Regions from separate parts of the Mus musculus genome. Here region 2 is linked to region 1. Evidence: chromatin loops called from intact Hi-C (ENCODE). Cell type or tissue: gastrocnemius. All regions are shown on one strand. Each heading gives the region's core, and the rest is flanking DNA. Links, peaks and the distances in the headings are about the cores only.

Evidence for each region. Peaks named below come from ENCODE experiments on the same cell type or tissue, not always from the same donor. Only the 100,000 strongest peaks of a DNase experiment are listed, where the experiment ranks them.
Region 2: it touches region 1 in a loop (4-fold over the local background); 9 of 42 quality-filtered maps call a loop at or near these places.

What each region holds. Positions count from the first base shown.
Region 1 is chr17:44,256,578-44,265,732 of GRCm38, forward strand. The region is part of intron 4 of Clic5 (chloride intracellular channel 5); the gene reads left to right. Among named protein-coding and RNA genes, the nearest start is that of Clic5, 73 kb to the left of the region's middle. In gastrocnemius, for the core only: CTCF peaks have their summits at 2,884 (motif pointing left) and 5,429 (motif pointing right); DNase peaks (open chromatin) are centred at 2,828 and 5,407; H3K27ac peaks cover 619 bases.
Region 2 is chr17:45,397,637-45,406,791 of GRCm38, forward strand. It overlaps Cdc5l (cell division cycle 5-like (S. pombe)), which reads right to left. Exons shown (of 16, transcript NM_152810.2): 14 at 6,958-7,155. Among named protein-coding and RNA genes, the nearest start is that of Cdc5l, 31 kb to the right of the region's middle. In gastrocnemius, for the core only: a CTCF peak has its summit at 5,793 (motif pointing left); a DNase peak (open chromatin) is centred at 5,777.

The sequences.
Region 1 (9,155 bases), core at 534-8,533:
TTAGGACAGCATACTGGGCAGTGAGCAGTGGGCTCACTCTGGAATGTTGCCATTTCTCTCTCATGTAGTCTCTGGACTCCAGTCTGCGGTGAGGAGATTGAAACAATACCTTCCCCTGTAGCATTGTTGCATCAGTCAAACACTTGCTTGCACACCAACAGCACCTAACTAAGGCAGCTGTGGCTGCGGTTTCTGTGGCTGCCCTCTGCTGCTGGCCTTTCCCACTGATAGAGAGGCGTGTGCTGCCCTCTGCTGGTAGGAAGAGAAACCAGTCCCGGGAAAGCTGGAGGATCTGCGAACTTCCGAAGACTTGAAAGTCTTGACTTGGGAGTTCCAAAACAAACCATGTCTCCCAGCTACCTTCCATATTTAGGGAAGGATATGCCTACCAGGCCTGACAGACCCTGACAAGCTGCACCCAGTCTGTCTCTTGCTTTCTCTCCCACTACTCTGAACCTTTACAAACTTCTTTGGCCTAAAACAGAGAAATATTGGAAAGGTTTTGAGCAGCTTGGGAGGGCCATTAGTTTAGAACTAACGAGTCCCTATATCAAAGCCCGCACCTGCCCCAGAGTGTCATGAATGCACACTGCTGTTGGGGACAGAAGCCAGCTTAACTCCTGACCCCCCTCCCCCCATTCCCAGAATGTGGCAAGCCACAGTAAAAATAGTATGTGTGTGTTCAGGACACCAAAAACAAGACACTTAAATCTTCCCTTCTTCCCAGCGTCCTCTCATACCCTGGCCCCAGTGTGATAGCCTGGCTTTTCTAGGCCTGTGCCCAGCCTCTACTTACTCAACCCCCTAACCTCCAGGGTCTGGAGAAAAGATAAAGGAACGGACTTCAAGATAGCAGGAATTGTGGGGAATGTGGGCGCAGAGGCCCTGCAGGGGTCAGGCAGGGTTGTGTCTGGAGGCTTCATGTTCATTCCGTTGGGACTACTTGCTGCTACCGCTAGAGATCAAGACTTGGTACCAACTTGGAACAACAGACTTCAGGCTGAAAGAAGCCCTGAGTGGAGGTGAGGCGGGCTGCCATCATGTGGTTATCTTTGGGTTCCTGGGTGGCCAGACCCTCCAAGGTTCTCCTTCCAAAATAAGCAGGTCGGCCACAGAGGAACTCTCCGGGCTGCCTGGCCCTGGATCCCCTGCCCGCCACTTGCCAGATCCCGATATTTTGTTGGTTGGTTAGGTTAACGGTGTGCTTTGATTAGCATTCTTGCAAGTAAAAACAAACAACCCAAGCGTTGTGGGACCCACCTCCAAGATTTGGCAGGCCCCAGGCCCTTAGTCTTTTCTTCCACGAGGGTCTTGGAGGCTGAGAGCGAGAGGGGCGTGACTTCCTGTGGCACCTCCCAGGAGCTGCCCAGAGGTTCCCCCCAGAGAGTCTTTGGTTTGGTTCCTTATTGAGGAGGCTTCTGTGATTTTAATTTTAACAAAGTTTGTTCCAGAAGCAAAATGAATCCTTGGGTAGTAGTGAGGAAGGTGGTCGGCGGTGGTGTGAGGGTGTTGAATGGGGCTGGCTCTGGTGGGAGGAGGGGGGAGGAGTGGTGGGTCCTGCGTGGGTGGGCTCATTCATTAGTGAGATTTTGCTGTGTGGGCTCCTGGACTAGGGTAGAGTGCAGACCACCAACGCCATTCGTGTGGAGGAATTTCCTGCTGTCTGACCAGAAAGAGTTCTGCTGGCCTAGTCTGGCCTCAGATCAACACCTAGGGAATAAAGGATCGTTAGATGAATGATTTGCACAAAACTTGTATGTTCCTTTACCTGTGGCTAGTGTTGCCTCACCGTGGGTGACAGATCTCTTAAATTTGTGCAGTCTACAAACAAGTTTCTTAACCCCCTCCCCTCTTTCTACACACACACGCACACGCACACGCACACTAGCAAAGTCCTCACACACCTCCTTACACATTGTATTAAGTAGATCTCAATTAAACAGAAAAAATTCTTCCATTCACTTATTTCAGGGTGACACAACACATTGGATGAGATCTTCCCGGGAAGGCGATTTCTCTTACTTTTTTAAAGTTCAATTTAATTAATTTAATTATTTTTGCATCCTTTAGTTGACTGTAGTTCCTGCTGCTGCAGGGTTGAGACCCCGTGGGCTTCCTGTTGCCCACTTTAGCGTGTCTGCTACTGCTGTCTCTATGTTTATGTCCTGCCAGTCCTGTTGAAAAGTGGCTTTGAATGACCATGTAGGACAGCTTCATTTGAGGACAGTGCATTTTTAGAGTGACACAAAGTGGTTTCGAATCTCTGGACAAGAATGGCACATGAGCCCTGCTTATTTAAACTCCTTCATTCCTGGGTGCTTATATCTCCAGGCTGCTCAATTGTCTTCTGGGGCCAACCTTGTTCTCTGCTTCCTGGTTTTGGCAAACCCATGATTTTCTTTTTCAACAAACAGAGAGGATGGCAGGAATAGTTCCAGCATCGCCTGCGACTTTAGCATCTTTAGCTGAATGTCCCCACGAGGGGAGCTACCTAAGGAGATACCTAAGCAATGGGTCTGAAGTAAGCATTAGGGTTCCCAAGCCATCACACTGCTACTACTCATCCTGATGGTGCTCTGCAGAACAGGGCGTGTCTCATCCACGGTCATCCCCAGAGGCCGCCTCAGCCCCTAGCTTGGGACACGTGCTCATTCAGACTCCACTAAGAAGGAGGTGGGGAGCTGGCTTCATAGGTTAGAGCATTTACCAGTGCTAAGTTTGTATCCTCAGATACCCGTGTGAAAGAGCAAAGCATGGCAGGATGAGCCTATACCTGCACCCCTGCGGAGTGGAGTCAGGAGCATTCTGAGACCTCCCAGGCCCTCTGGCGTTGTCTGCAGTAAAGCAGAAAGTGGTAGAGTAGAATCCCCTGACGCCCCCTTCTGGCCTCTGCATGTGTGCACATGGATATTCTCAAGTGCACACATAAACGGACATACCCCACACATCCCTTCCCTTCCATCCCATCCTGGGAGCTGTACAGAGTGCTAGAATACAAATAGAACCACCAGCTATTCCAGCGCCTCCATGTACTGATAAAGGGTATGTTTTCCTTTGTGTAATAGAAACCTGACTACAGGAGCTAAAGCAAATGTTTCTCCTCTTTGACTCAGCCAGACCTCCGAAGCGTGTTACTGTTCACCATGCCCTGTCCTGGGTGTTCTCCATAATGTTTATTAGCACGTCTTAGCAGGAGTTTGCTTTTCTCATATGACAAGTACTTGAAAGAACAGCATGTCTCAGGCTGACGTGACAGCTTAAAGAAACAGTGGACTCAGGTCCTCGGAGTTCCTGGTTCTCCATCACTAGTCTGCGGCTCTGTGTATGCGTGCACATGTGTGGATACATACACATGTGTGTTTGCCTTTCTTTATGCATGTTCTATGGTAGGAGTATGTGAATGTGCAGGTATGGCATCCTTGCACACACACAAAGCTGGAGTAGCATGTCTGATGTCTTCCCTTCTCACTACACCTTGTTACCTTGAGACAATTGCTCACAGAACTAGAAGTTTGCCCTTTCAGACAGAGTGGCTAGCTAGCCCTGGACTTCCAGAATATACCCATCTTTGCTCCACCCCCACCTCTGTGCTGTGCTGAGATGAGGTATATGTTGGGGATTTGAACTCAGGCCCTAGTGCTTATATCCATGGAGCCATCTCTCCAGGCCCCAGTGTGTGTCTTATATCTTCATCTCTCAAAAAGTCACTCTATACTGCATCTGAGTTTCTGGCATTGTCTTCTCCAGAAGCCTGGAGCTTACTCGCTACTTGTGTCTCATTAACCAGAGCTACCTGAAAAGGTGGCAGTCTGGGAAGATGGGTCTTTTTAGCAGGGCACTCTGCTATCCTAGGGAGGGGCAATATATGGGAATTTTTTATCAGTAACAAAGAAGAGAAGAGGGAGTCTGTGCATGTAATCCCTTTTCAAGTTAAGTTGGTTGTCCCATCGTCCCCCGATGGTGAACTCTCTGACCCAGCCACAAAGATACGTCGTTTCCATGTACTTTTGGGTTAGTGAAGTTTGCCAGACTTTAGGAGACAGAAGTAGGATATCATGCTCAGAATTTGTTGCGTTCTCAGTTCAAACGTCAGAAGGCGCAGTCTCCTGTTGTAAGAGTCATGCAACACGCATGGGTAGATGCTCCTCAAATTACAGGAGCAGGTGAAGCATAAGGAAATTACTCCAAGCAAGGCGGGGCGGGGAGGCTGGGTGTAGTCTGAGTGCACCTGAGAAATGTTGTGGCAGTATCTATCAAGGCTGCCCTATCTTGTGGTGAGCACGAGGAAGGCTCACTGTGGCCAGACTGTGGCTAAAGAGTTATAAAGAACAGATCAGGCAGGTGATGGTGGCCCACACCTTTAATTCCAGCGCTCGGGAGGCAGAGGCAGGTGGATTTCTGAGTTCCAGGCCAGCCTGGTCTACAGAGTGAGTTCTAGGACAGCCAGGACTACACAGAGAAACCCTGTCTTGAATAAAGAAAGAAACAAAGAAAGAAAAAGGAAACCACTCAATGAGGACTGAGGGAGATGCTCCGTGGGAAAAGTGCTTGCTGGGTGGACATGAAGACCCAAGCTTGGATTCCCAGCACCCACATTTTTAAAAAATGTGTCATTTCACCGCTAAGGAGGAAGATGCTGGGGCTTGCTGTCTAGCTAGTGTAGTCAAATGGCTAAGCTTTGGATTCAGTGAGAGACACTGTCCTTAAAAAGGAAGGTGAGAAATGACTGACTGAGGAAGACTCCCAACATTGACAGAAACATTGCAGGCCCAGCTTCACCACGAACCCAGACTTCATCATCTATGAGGAACCAGGAAGTACCAAACGTCATACACACTAGACACTGAACATAGGCAACTGAGAAAGAACATATAGTGTATTCATCGAATTACCCAAACCAGACAAGGGCAGTGGAGGGGCGGTGGCTGTTTCAACATCTGCCAAGGTCTCTCATGCAAAAGATGTCGCCATTGGAGGATGAAGCAAGCCATAGGGAATGGAATCCCTTGGTATAAGTGCTCGTGGTGAGAAAGACAGGTGAGCAAGACCCAGGTTGATGCAGGAACAGATAACCAATATAATGAGCGTCTCTCTGGGCAGCTCACCCCTTAAGTTTGAACATCCATGATAACCTAAACTGTCCTCACACTTAAAATTCACCGTTTGTAAAGTAACTGTAAACATCTCCTAGATTTCTCCCCGACTCAGTCAGCCTTGTGCACGACACTGGCGGCATCAGCTGCCTCAGTCAGCAGTTATGTCATTCCTTCTTTAATATGACTGAGTTTTACAGCCATTTATGACTTTCTTGGCAGCCTAATAGGAAACACACACACACACACACACACACACACACACACACACACACACGTTCCTACTGAAAAGGAAGGTAGTCTCTCTGCTTAAGGCCAGAAGGTGGCGCCACCGCCCCATGGCTGAAGTCAGTGCTGGCCACTAATCAGGAACATAGTCTCTCTCTCTCTCTCTCTCTCTCTCTCTCTCTCTCTCTCTCTCTCTCTCTCTCTCGCTCTCGCTCTCTCTCGCTCTCTCTCGCTCTCTCTCTCAGTCTCGCTCTCGCTCTCCCTCCCCTCCCTCCTTCTCCCTTTCCCCCCTTTCTCCCTCCCTCCCTCCTTCCCTCCCTCCCTCCCTCCCTCCCTCCCTCCCTCCCTCCCCAATCCTGCTTCTTCCACCACTAATAAATAAACATGTGTGAGGCTTGCATGGTACAGGTTGTATGGAGCCCTTAATTTGAAGAAGTAAAAGTGACATTTTTTTTTCTCTTCGAATGTACTGTGGCTTTGAGGAGATTTACAAAAATATCTGCACCTGGAACTTGTCTATATCGTCAATATCATCCTCCAAAAATGTATTGTATGAGCAGCATGCTGAAATTGCCCCAAATTCCTCACCACAACCATGATTTAAACACAGTAAAACAATCACCAAAGACTGTGTCATTTAAATACAAAGTGTGTTTGTGCTGTTGGGTACTGTCCACATAAATGTCTGCTAATAATAAGCTGGCCTGTGGAGCTAGATGAAAAAGATCTTCTCTTCAAAGCACTGATTCCTCTATAAAGCTCAGAGAATTGGCTTCATAGAGAATGTGTTTTCCTTAAAGGAAAGTCCCCTGTTTCCTTGGGGACATATCCGAGAGGGTTCTGTTCACTCTGTGACTTTGGGGAGGGGACCCATAGTGTCCAGCATCCTAAATACTTAAGGGGATCATTTTATCCTTCATCCAGGGAAGAATTTCTTTCCAGAGCAAAGAGTTCCCACCATGGCAGGAGGAACTGCAGATTCCCTATTAGCCTTTTGATCCCTCCCAGGCATGGCAGGGACCTGGGGTGAGGGCCATGGCATCTTGCTTCAGTTTGTCTTCTCGACATTTGAATTTAAGCCACTGTCTGGAAATGGAGACTGGGGCATTGCTTTCCATAGATGAGTTCCTGGCTCTCCCAGAGCTGGGTTTGACTTGTTGAGACACACTTTGCTGGCCAATGGAGCTTGCCCAGGGGTATTGGTCTGATGGTAGTTGTGGGCTCAAATTCTCCAAGGGATCAGACCAAGAATGTTGAACACTGACAGGAGAAAATAAGGCCTTAGGGATGATTCCAGACAATGGTAGGTTCGACTCTGAATGCATGAGTCATCCTCCAATATCCCCCAGGATCCCCCTTGTGCCCAGGATAGTTCTAGTGTTCGAAACTTTCCTTCCCACACCCAACCGTCTGCCTTGAGTTGACCTCCAGTAATAATGATCCTAAGTTAGATCTTCTGCTAGGTCCTTACTCCGCTTCAGACCCTGCAGAAGTTGCTCCGACAGCAGCCAGGAAACAGGCATTGCTAACAGCAGAATTCAAGGCAAGTTATTCGTGAGTGACAGACATGTCATGGAAGGTTGTCACCTGTTGCATTGGACCCCCAAAGGCAGCCTGGTGCTTGGTTCTGACACCCCTGACCCAGGTTCTGCCTTGGTTCTGACACCCCTGACCCAGGTTCTGGTTCTCTGTCCTTTGTGGACCCTGATGATGTGTGAACATAGCCAGAGGCCCAGATTCAACAAAGGAAGCTACCACCCCTCCAGATAAGCCCTTTCCTCTCTTCTAAAATCCTGTTCCAGCCCTGACCCAGTGGCTCTGAGGACCTCATGCTTTGTGAGTCAGAGAAGTCATCGGAGACCTCTCACTTTACCCGTTGGGTGTTCTCCTGTGGGCGGCTGAACCCCACAGTCTACCTGTTTCCCATTTGACCCCTTACTCAGATAACTTGACTAAGGCTGAGTCCCTAACCCTGTACAGTGACTACAAACCTTAGGTGAGGCTTCACTGGAGGCAGGGAGGGACCACACTGGCAACCACAAAGATGAACCTCCTAAAAGACCTCCTTACAGCGTCTCTGGCTTCCTCAATGTGACAGTACTACTATGTCACGTGCCAGCCTCCTCTCCATCCCCTTACCCTCTGTTCTTCCTGGGCGTGCACTGTTCCAGCGGCAGCTCCGAGTCCCCTGGATGTTTGGGTCAGAACAATTCAGCTGTTCTACGTCGCCTCCTATGTAATCGCAGGACACAAGAAAAAAATAGCTTCCTCCAAAAGGTGACAGAGAAGGGATGTCAAATTCTTCTTATTGGATATTTTTTAAATCTCCATCACCCGGCCTCATTTATGTTTTTAACTCTCAGATGTCAGCAAGGTGTGGAATCATTTCTCTTGTGTTTCCAGCAGTACGATGGGTAGAGACTCCCACTTGAGTCTCCCTCAAACCACATTCGGCTTAAGTGCCTCTTTCTTTTATACCCACATGCGCTCTGATGAGAAGTAGACATTTTAGCCAGTTCTCCAGTAGTACTTCACGGTGTCTCCATATTTCTTCCTTCACAGAGAAAATCCAAGCCGAGTTTTCACTTTTCCTTACACAGCATTGGCCCCAGCACAGGCAAGGCCTCTGTTGTTCGGAAAGTATGGGGAGGACTCTACCAGGCTCCAAACTAACTGACCACTTCTAGACCATTCTGGATGACTGGAAGCATTGAGAGTCTACTGAAACCCAACAGTTAAAAGCAGAGTGCAAATGTGTCCTCAGATTTGTCGGAAGGTAGGGTATGAGGAAATAATGTTTCCTTGGCAAGGAGCTAGAGATGTACAGGCAGTCTCTAGCTGGTGATAGAACACATAGGTACCCAGTGGAATAGCCCTTGGCTCTCACAGTGGTCTGCAGAATGGGAGAGTTTGAGTCCTGAGATCAAATGTCTCAGATTTTAAAACCAGGTTTTTGCTCCTGACATGTATGTATAGTTGGAGCTAATATTATGAAAATATTTTTTCTTTACATTTCTGAGTATATGTAATTCAAGTTATACATATTTCAACTCTAGAGATTAGGATATTTTAAAAAGGATCTCTGTCTCTATCTGTCTGTCTGTCTCTGTCTCTCTGTCTGTGTGTGTGTGGAGGTGGGGGAACAGAGGTCAACTTCAGAAATTTTCTTCTATGGATTGTTTTTTTAATATAGAGTCTTTTCTGTGAACCTGGGCTTACTTTCTCAGCTAGCTGGTCAGTAGTCTCAAGAGATGCCCTGCCCCCATCTCCACCCTGGTGTGCTGGGGTTACACACGCCTGCTGTCGTGCCTGAGTTTTACATGGGCATTGATGAGCCAAACTCAAGGCAAGCCTATCCCTACTGAGACATCTCCCCAGCCCCATTTTAACTAAGATTCTAAGGTCAGGGTGGAGAGCAGTTTGGTGTTTATTTCTGGGGCACGGCATACCTACCTACTTGCCTGAGATTTTTCTAAATTCTAGCCTTTCTTTTAAGTTTTCACCCACCAAGAACCCTATCTGGAGAGCTCACAGAGGACAGGCAACCCTTCTGTTCATGCTCCCAAGCAAAGTAGATTTGCTGCTGTGCTGTCGCTAGACTGCTTGGCATAGAACAGCTGAAAGGGAGGCTCAGAGCAGGGTTTCTCAATCTGTGGGTCGTGACCCCTATGGGGGGGATGGAATGATGTTTTCACACCATCTGCACATAAAATATTTACATTAGCGTTCATAACAGCAGCAAAATTCCAGTTATGACGTAGCAAAGAAAGTAATTTTATGGCTGGGGGGGTTGTCACTACAACATGAGGAACTGTATTAAAGGGTTGCAGCATT
Region 2 (9,155 bases), core at 829-8,828, 1.1 Mb after region 1:
AGATGGCTCAATGGGTAAGAGCACTGACTGCTCTTCCAAAGGACCTGAGTTCAAATCCCAGCAACCACATGGTGGTTCACTACCACCCATAATGAGATTTGGCGCCCTCTTCTGGTGCATCTGAAAACAGCTACAGTATACTTATTAATAATAATAAATAAATCTTAAAAAAAAAAAGACAAGGAAAGAAAACCCCAAGGAAGTAATGATCTTTGTCCTTGAGATGTGCAGAACTAAAAGGATCTTGTATAGTCAATTAGGATGACATGTGTAGGCAGTTGAGGCTTCTACCTGTGAGAATGTACCCACCAACAGGAGCATCAACCTCTACACAAACCACCACTCAGGCTCCCTAGCAAGATAAACATCCATCAGGGTTTCCAAGTGCAGGCCTGTCTCTGTTCAGGAAGGGGGTTTGAGTCTAAAGTCAGCCTGGGTAACCCAGTGAGACCATGTCTCAAAAAATAAAAAGCAAGTTGCAGATGTATTTATGAGGCAGAGCGCCTGCCTAGCATGCATAGGGCTCTAGGTTTACTCAATTCCCAGAACCACGCCACCAAGACAAGGTGAACTCTGAACAACAGGCTAGCCTTCAGTCAGCCTGCTTCCTTGGCATCCTCACCCATGGAAGCAGCCTGGACTGGAGCACAATGAGAATAAGCAATGTCCTCCCTGGGCTGAAAGGAAAGGAACAGGGGAAGTGAGTGGCTTGATGCCACCAGACAACTCCCTTAAAAAACAAACAAAATAGACACAAAATCAAAACATTAACTTGTATGTCTCCACATAACAAGAATTTCAAAGCTTGAATGAAGCTATTAAGATTTTTAATTGTGGGCTGGAGAGATGGCTCAGCGGTTAAGAGCGCTGACTGCTCTTCCAAAGGTCCTGAGTTCAATCCCAGCAACCACATGGTGGCTCACAACCATCTGTAATGATATCTGATGCCCACTTCTGGAGTGTCTGAAGACCGCTATAGTGTACTTACATATAATAAATAAATAAATAAATATTTTTTTTAAAAAAGGTTTTTAATTGTGAGGCTAGGGAGAGGTTAAGAGTGCTGGCTGCTGTTTCAGAGGTCCTGAGTTCAATTCCCAGCCACTACATGGAGGCTCACAACCATCTGTGATGGGATCTGATGCCCTCTTCTGGTGTGTCTGAAGACAATGACAGTTTACTCATATACGTAAAATAAATAAATAAATCTTTTTTTTTTTTTAAGGTTTCTAATTGTTTATTCTAAAGAAGCTATAAAAGTATAGAAATACACAGCGGAGACGGTTCACAAGATTCAAAGGTGGCATTTCACAACCTTGCAAGCAGTAGCACACATAAACAAGACTGGTACTTCAGAGATTTTACAAGCTACACTTTCCTGTAGAGTTTAAGTGGAAGTAAATGTTCTTTTTTTCTTAATACTACTATTTACACTATTATGCTATTAGATGGAAAACATGGTTCAAAATCATTTCAGTTCAGTTTTAAAACTTTCCTTTCTTTATGCAGTGAGCTTACACACTGAAAGGTTCAGAGTGTGGATGGAGAGATGTTTACTGCTTTTGCAGAGGACCTGGGTTTGGATCCCAGCACCCACAGGGCAGCTCACAGCCATCTGTCCCTCCAGTTCCAGGGGCTCCAACCCCCTCCTCTGACACATTCACACTAGCACTCACCAACAAATTAAATAAGCAGTTTTTTAAAAACAAAGAAAAAACAAAAAGAGGGCTGGAAGGATGGCTCAGTGATTAAGAGCACTTTCTCTGCTTCCTAGAGGACCTGGGTTACATTCCTAGAATCCACATGGAGGCTCACGATCATCTGTAACTCCAGCTCCAGGAGATCTAATACCCTCCATGTCTACTAGACACATACATGACACGCTTATATATAAAATCAGGTAGCACACACACACACACCATAAAATTAAATGAAAAAATTTAAAAGTATATGTGTGCCCACACGTGTACTGGGGTGACTGTATCTACAGAGGCGGCTTATGAACAGTAAGCTTCTTTTCTTCTGCAGTTTCTCTATTTTTCTTACATTTTCTACAAAGCACAGGTATTATTTTTAGAAAAACGTCTAGAAATGTTATTTTTAAGTGCATAGAAGAGAAACTGTCTAAAACAGACTGGCCAGAGACCAGTGGAAAACTGATGGTCCCCAGGAGATGAATCAGCGGACCCGTAAGTGTTTCCTCGGGTCATTACAAAGGGAGCTGTATGGGGCTTATAAAAGTCTAATTGTTACTTTCAAGCTCACTGCGTTTGTTAAGGTTACTAAGCTTAAGTAATTCCAAAATAAACACATTCTCCTTGGGTCTCCTATACTGTCTACAGTTTAAGCCCATTCCAGTGAGGTTCAGAAACATTCAGAGCATCCCTCACTGAAACTTGCTTAAGGGCCAGAATATAACCTTATATAAAAAGAGGTTTAGGGACACCCAAAATAAACACACAGCAGACGGCAGCTCACTGCCAGTCCATCACTCAGCTACAGGATCCTGTCAAAGCAAGATGGAGTTCAATCACCACAACACGCTCAGACCGGTCACCAGTACCTCGCCTTCCATCACCGCACTCCGCACTCCTTATTCGCATCAAGTTTTTCTCATGACCCTTCCCTCTACTGATAAGATGCAGGTTCAAGTGATCTATGAGACTTAGTAAGCATTAGATAACAAGCAAGGCAGCCAGGCACCTGACAGCACCACAGAGCAAGTTGCATCCTCAGACTAGGAGATAAAACACAAATTCAACTCATGCAGAGGAGGACTGAGCAACACGGCTGTGCTGCTCGATCTCTGACCCCAGTGTCAGCTCCTATCTGAGTTCTTGCTGGAGACAACTAAGAAATCTGCCAGGAGCCTGAAGAGGCATGACAGATGACAGACAGCAGAACTGGGGAAAGAGAATTATCAAGGACTAAAGAGTCCTCCTATGTACCCCGTGCCACCTATTCCAGCCATCCCAGCCTCAGGAAAACAGATGGACAGCTATAGACGTATTTCCAGCACAGACTTCTCTAGCCAGCAATGCCGACCAACTTAATCCTTAGCCTAAGTTTTCACTGTGGAGTAACAAGTGCATCTTTTCCTGTGTTAAAATATCTGCCTCTATAATGAAAAGCACTGAAAAATGGGATCTGCAGTACAGCCAATTATGCTATAATGTAACTCTCACAAAGTCAGGGTCCTTGGCAGAGCTTTAAGAAATATACCAAGAAGGCCTTTAAATTGCTACCTCTGTTCTGTAAGCCACTTGTTTGCAAGAAGTCAACATTACATAATATTTCTTGACTATATTGACTGTGCAAGTAACATATGGAGAACAGTGTCCCCACTGGGCCTGGTTTCTACCTCTGAGGACAGCCTTTCCATTTTTATAGCTAACATGACAAAACCCACTTTCTAGTCATGCTTCCTCAACACAGCAGTGTAGTTACAATTTCAAATATTATTAAACTTAATGGCAGGGCCTAAATTCTGGCTTTTTATTTCACTTGTGCTCCTAATGGAAACTGCTTCACTCAAACTAATTATGTCTTCAGATGATTTCCTATTTCCACTCAAAGTGGAAACAACTTAGAACACTTCAAATTCTCTCTGCACTTCCCAAACACAGAAATGACTAATGCTAGCATCATCCGAAAATGAGGCCCTCCGCTAATGCTTCCAGAGAACCCAAGTCCACAAGAGCGAAGCACATGTCAGTCTTGTTCCCTGTCATGTGTCCAGGCTAGAGCAGTGTCTGGAACACAGCAGTTATCTAGCAGTGTTCCCTAAATGTGTGAGTAAGTAAGGGGAAAGCACTTTATCTTTAACAATTTGGTGAAAGTTTTTCTACAATGAATTACAGCCATCCCTCATTTTCTTAGAGTCATGGCAGGGAACAGAAATTGAGCCTCTCTGTTACTCTGGGAGAAATACTAGAAACAATAAAAGCTCTAACCTCCCACAGGAGCTCATAACAGCCCCAGAAGTTACTCCAAGGCTGGGACTTTCTGCTGCATGTTAAAATGCCTCTGTACGCTGTACTTGCACAACTTTCCTGAGCTCTTATTTCTGCTTGCCCCTTTACAAACAAATGTCTGACAAGGTTCCAGTTAATTCTGCCTCCATTGCAAAATAGAATCCCCGAATTCAGTTACAATGCAGACTGGTTCCCACTTACTTCTGATCTGTGACTACAATGCTTAACAGGCTCAGAAGCACATCCAACCATGTGCTGCATCAAAGAAATGGTTCTATTAGTCTTAAGTATCTCTTTTTTAATGATTTATTTATTTACTGTTATTTTTATGAGCACTGTGTTTTGCCTGCATGTAAGTCTGTGTGAGGATATTAAGCCCCTAAAAATGGAGTTATATACAGACAGTTGTGAGCTGCCATGTAGGTGCTGGAACTTGAACCTGGGTCCTCTATAAGAGCAGCTGGTGCTTGTAACTACTGAGTCCCAGTTTTAAGAATCTTAAGAACATTTTTTTTTAAGTGCCAAGTTACAAATATTAAACATAAGTGGTGGCTCAAAAAAAAAAAAATGACCCACAGTATAAACTCCAGAGGATATTTTTAAGTATGCTTAGGAAACACCAGCCATGACAACTCTGCGTGTTTTCTTGCCTGATGGGCTTGAGATGGAGCCACAATTTGGATTCACTATTCCAAAGTTCATGGCAGCAAAGGTCAAACACTGGCAGCCATGGTGCACTGTGCTTGCCCAGAAAGCCCACCTTCCTGAGCCTCAAGTAGAGGATTAGCAGTTAGCTACACCATCTAACTACAGTTCCTCCTCACAGTGAACTCTGAATGATGTTTATAATTTAGCAATCAACTGAGATGATGAAAGAATCACCACACAGTTGAAATAAAGTATTTATATATTTCAAACCAGTAAACTGTTGTCTTCAGGAGCTCTGAGAAATCTAGCTGTGATTTATGGATGGATACACACTAAATGGAAGCTTTGTTTATTTGGATCTCTGAATTGCTTCTCTTCTTCCTGAAGACTTAATAAACGTTCTTTTGGAATAAGAGTTTACTAATTGAAAGATTTGATTAAATATTCCTTAAAATTAACTAGCTGGGTTAACAATAAGCCAAGTTACCCAAGAGTCAAAAAGAGAAAAAAAAGTACTTTAGACTGTTTTATGAATATTCTTCCAACATCAGCAATCCCTCAACAAAAACAGTTCAACAGAAGACTTCAGTCCTGGTATGAAGTGAACAAAGAGAACCACATGTTTTTAATGACTGCTCACAACAACCCAAGTACCTCTCCAACAGAACAGAACAGAACAGCGGAGGCTCGCTGTGCTATTCCCTTCAGAATTCTCAGGGCTGATCCAACAGAGAAGAGTCACTGGACTTCACAGCAGCACTCACGCTGTGACATTTGTTTGCTGTCATGAAAGTTAGAGCCTCAGCAGAGTAAGTGAGATTCAAGTTAGAGCCTCAGCAGAGTAAGTGAGATTCAGGGGGATTATCCTCTTCATTTTAAACAACATTAAGATGTCCTTGATCTGCAGCAGAGAGAGTTTACCCACCTCAAACTGAGATTTTTCAAACAAAGTGAGAGATTGAAGTATTTATATATAAATGTTACAAGAAAGCATTCCAAACAGCCTACCAATCAATTACAAAGTTGGCCTTAGATCTATAACTGTCATTTGTAAGAAAAGAAGCCTGCACGACACAAAGTATAACCTACAATTTAACCACTCGTGTTCTGTCTCCGAGAGCTTTCATTATGAATTAAAACAGAGCAACAGTGCCACCTGCTGGAAGTCATAAAACTACAACACTCATGGCCCTGGCACTGCAAGAATTACATTACAAAGACTAATTTCCTAACTCTACAAGCACAAAGGTATGACAATAAGTGGTCATAAAGATTCATATTAGAAGACACTGTTTTTTCCTGTTCATTTCTCTAGTTCCACACAGCCCCAACTACCACAATTAATTCTAATATCTAGATTTAACCCTAAACAAAAATACTCTCAAATTTACTTTCTATAAAGAAAAACTAACAATCACATGAAAGAGGAAGCTTAGGTCATTTTCTGCATCCAGTGTCCTGAAGAATCCCTTTTCCCTTCTCTATTCCATCTTGGCCTCAGACACATCCCTAAAGACCACGAGTAAGAGTCTAGAAAGCATGCTGTGTGTGGTGGCTCACATCTTTATTCACACTGGAGAGGCAGAGGTAGGCAGATGTCTGAGCTTGAGACCAACCTGATCTACACAGTAAGTTCCAGTGATAGGCATAGTGACACAGTAAGACCCTGTCAAAAACAACAACAACAACCAGAACCCACAAGGCAGCCTGGCAGTCTGTGTTATTTACATGCCACTGCAAAATGTCTACAGAGATTCTGGAATTCAGAACATGAACATTCTATTAAGAAACCACTGCTGTTAATAGGCTTCAATGCATCACAGACATAGGAAATCACAGAGCCACTGTCTGCATAGCAACTCCACTCTAACTCAACTGCAGGATACACAAAAATGTACTGAGTTTCTGTAAATGTCGGTGCTCTGTGAGCTATAGATCAAAACTCCCACTGCTGTGATCTCACTGACCCATCTTGACTTTAGTAACTCCTTCTCCCTCCCTCACGTAAATAAAGGTTCTGATTGAGGGAAGAGTACCCAGCAAAGTGTTCAAGAACTACAAAGCAATCAGCTGTCCAGCCCTAGTACTTAAGTCACCAGACGTATTAACTGGCTCACAATTTCAACTGAATTGGAATTTTAAAAGGATACCAAGGGCAATGAAGATAGCAGGTAAAAGTGAATGCAGCGCAAGCCTAGCAGCAGGAATTCAAGGCAAACCCCACTTAGAAGGAAATGAAAGAACTGCCTCCACAAAGCTTTCCTCGAGCACTTACATACACATCATACACACAATAATAATCGATTTTTAAACATATAAGCAAATGGATACCAACCTCAAGTCTCTTTTCAAGTGATTCAATTCTGTCCTTTTTGCTAGCAAGATTAGCACGAGTGTAGCGGCTCTGAGCAGGAAGATAGAGGACTTGACTGTAGCATTCCTCCCACACCTGGTTGTAAGCTTCACTGGAGAGTTCGCCATGGCTCATTCCTTGTTTGACCACTTCCATCTCTTGTACCAGAGCATCCTGGGCCTGTTTACAGTAATAATTTAAGTTGAAGCATACACTTTCTACCACCATAAAGCTCAAGACTAGCTTATTTCCTCCTTCCTTAAACCAATGGTAAGGTTTGGTTGGTTGTTCTCTAGAAGGGGATGGACAATACCTGAGCTAAATAGCCTCTAAGTAGGGGCTAGGGAGATGACTCCATGGGTAAGAGTAGCTACTTTGCAAACTTGAAGACCTGAGTTTGAATCCCCAGAACCCATTTAAAAGGGGGGGGGGGGGCAGGGAGAAAACCACAGACATGACCATGTGCCTATAGTTCAGCCAGCCAACTCAGCAACAGCAAGCTTTTGGTTCGGTGAAAAAAAAAACAATACAGACTATATCCTATGTCTCAAGGACACAGAGCTGAGGGTGATAAATATAACCTATGTCCTCTAGCATGCACATGGGCATATACACATACAACACACACATACACATACAACACATACATACACATACAACACACACATACAACACACACATACACATACAACACACACATACAAGGATACACAGAGAAAGAAAGATCTAAGGGCTCCAAGATAAACTGATTTTAAAAAGTCAAGTATTCGTGGTTTCCCAAGAGCACCAACACCGCTATTATTCATTATACAGCAACATCTCTCAAGTACATACCAGTCACTAAAGGTCAGAAACTGGACAACTCTCATTACCTCCAAAAACTTTAACCATGGCAGATATAAAGCATGAGAGTCCAAAGCCAGCCTAGTCTACAGAGCAAATTCCAGAACCAGGGTGACATAGTAAGACTTTCTCTTTTTTTGTTTGTTTGATTGGTTGGTTTTTTTGAGAGAGGGTTTCTCTGTATAGCCCTGGCTGTCCTGGAACTCACTTTGTAGACCAGGCTGGCCTCGAACTCAGAAATCCACCTGCCTCTGCCTCCTGAGTGCTGGGATTAAAGGCGTGTGCCACCACGCCCTGCTGTAAGACTTTCTCTTAAAAAAGAAAAAAAACATATAACCACTTTACAAACTAGCCAATATTGACTTCATTTTAAAGCTAGTGAAACTACTGAAATTAAACAACTTGTCCAGAACCATACCAGTAGTAATCAACTGAGGCAGGCTCCTAAGCCAGAGGCACCACTGCTGGCTTAGGGGTGCTCCACCCCACCGTCTCCTCATGTCACAAGGTGAAAGGGTGAAAGGCTCTCTACTAAAGAAACACTTTTAGATGGCAGAATGAGAGAGAAGGAACTGAGCAGGCTAGGGTTCAATCACTGCTTCCCTGTTTAAGTGGCTGCCTGCAATACTTAACTCCTCTGAGCCCAATTCTCAACTGTAAAATGGGCTCTGGGTTACAAGACAGCTCAGCAGGTAAAGGCACTGACCACGAAACATGACACCCTGAGTTCAAAAACCTTAATCCAACAAAGTGGAAATGACTCATACCAAGTTGTCCTCTTACCTCTACACATTAACAACAGCACATCCCACTCAAACATACATACAATGTTTTTTAAAAATGCAGTTTTAAAAAACTGAGTAAAAAATGTTTAACAAGACCTTTCTTTCAGGGGCTGGAAAGATGGCTCAGTGTTAGGGAGCACTTTCTGCTCTTGCAGAAGACCTAGGTTTAGTTCCCCACACGCACCGAGTGGCTCATATACCATCTTCAACTCTAGTTCCAGAGGATTCCATGCCCTCTTGTGGACTCCACGGGCACTACACACAAGTGGCATACAGACACACATTCACACAAAACACTCATACACATAAAAAGTAAATCTTAGGCGGGCGGTGGTGGCGCACGCCTTTAATACCAGCACTCGGGAGGCAGAGGCAGGCGGATTTCTGAGTTCGAGGCCAGCCTGGTCTACAAAGTGAGTTCCAGGACAGCCAGGGCTGCACAGAGAAACAGAGAAACCCTGTCTTGAAAACCAAAAAAAAAAAAAAAAAAAAAAAAAGTAAATCTTAAAAAAAATAAAATAAACGAAAGATTCTGCTAGGCAAATAGCTGCT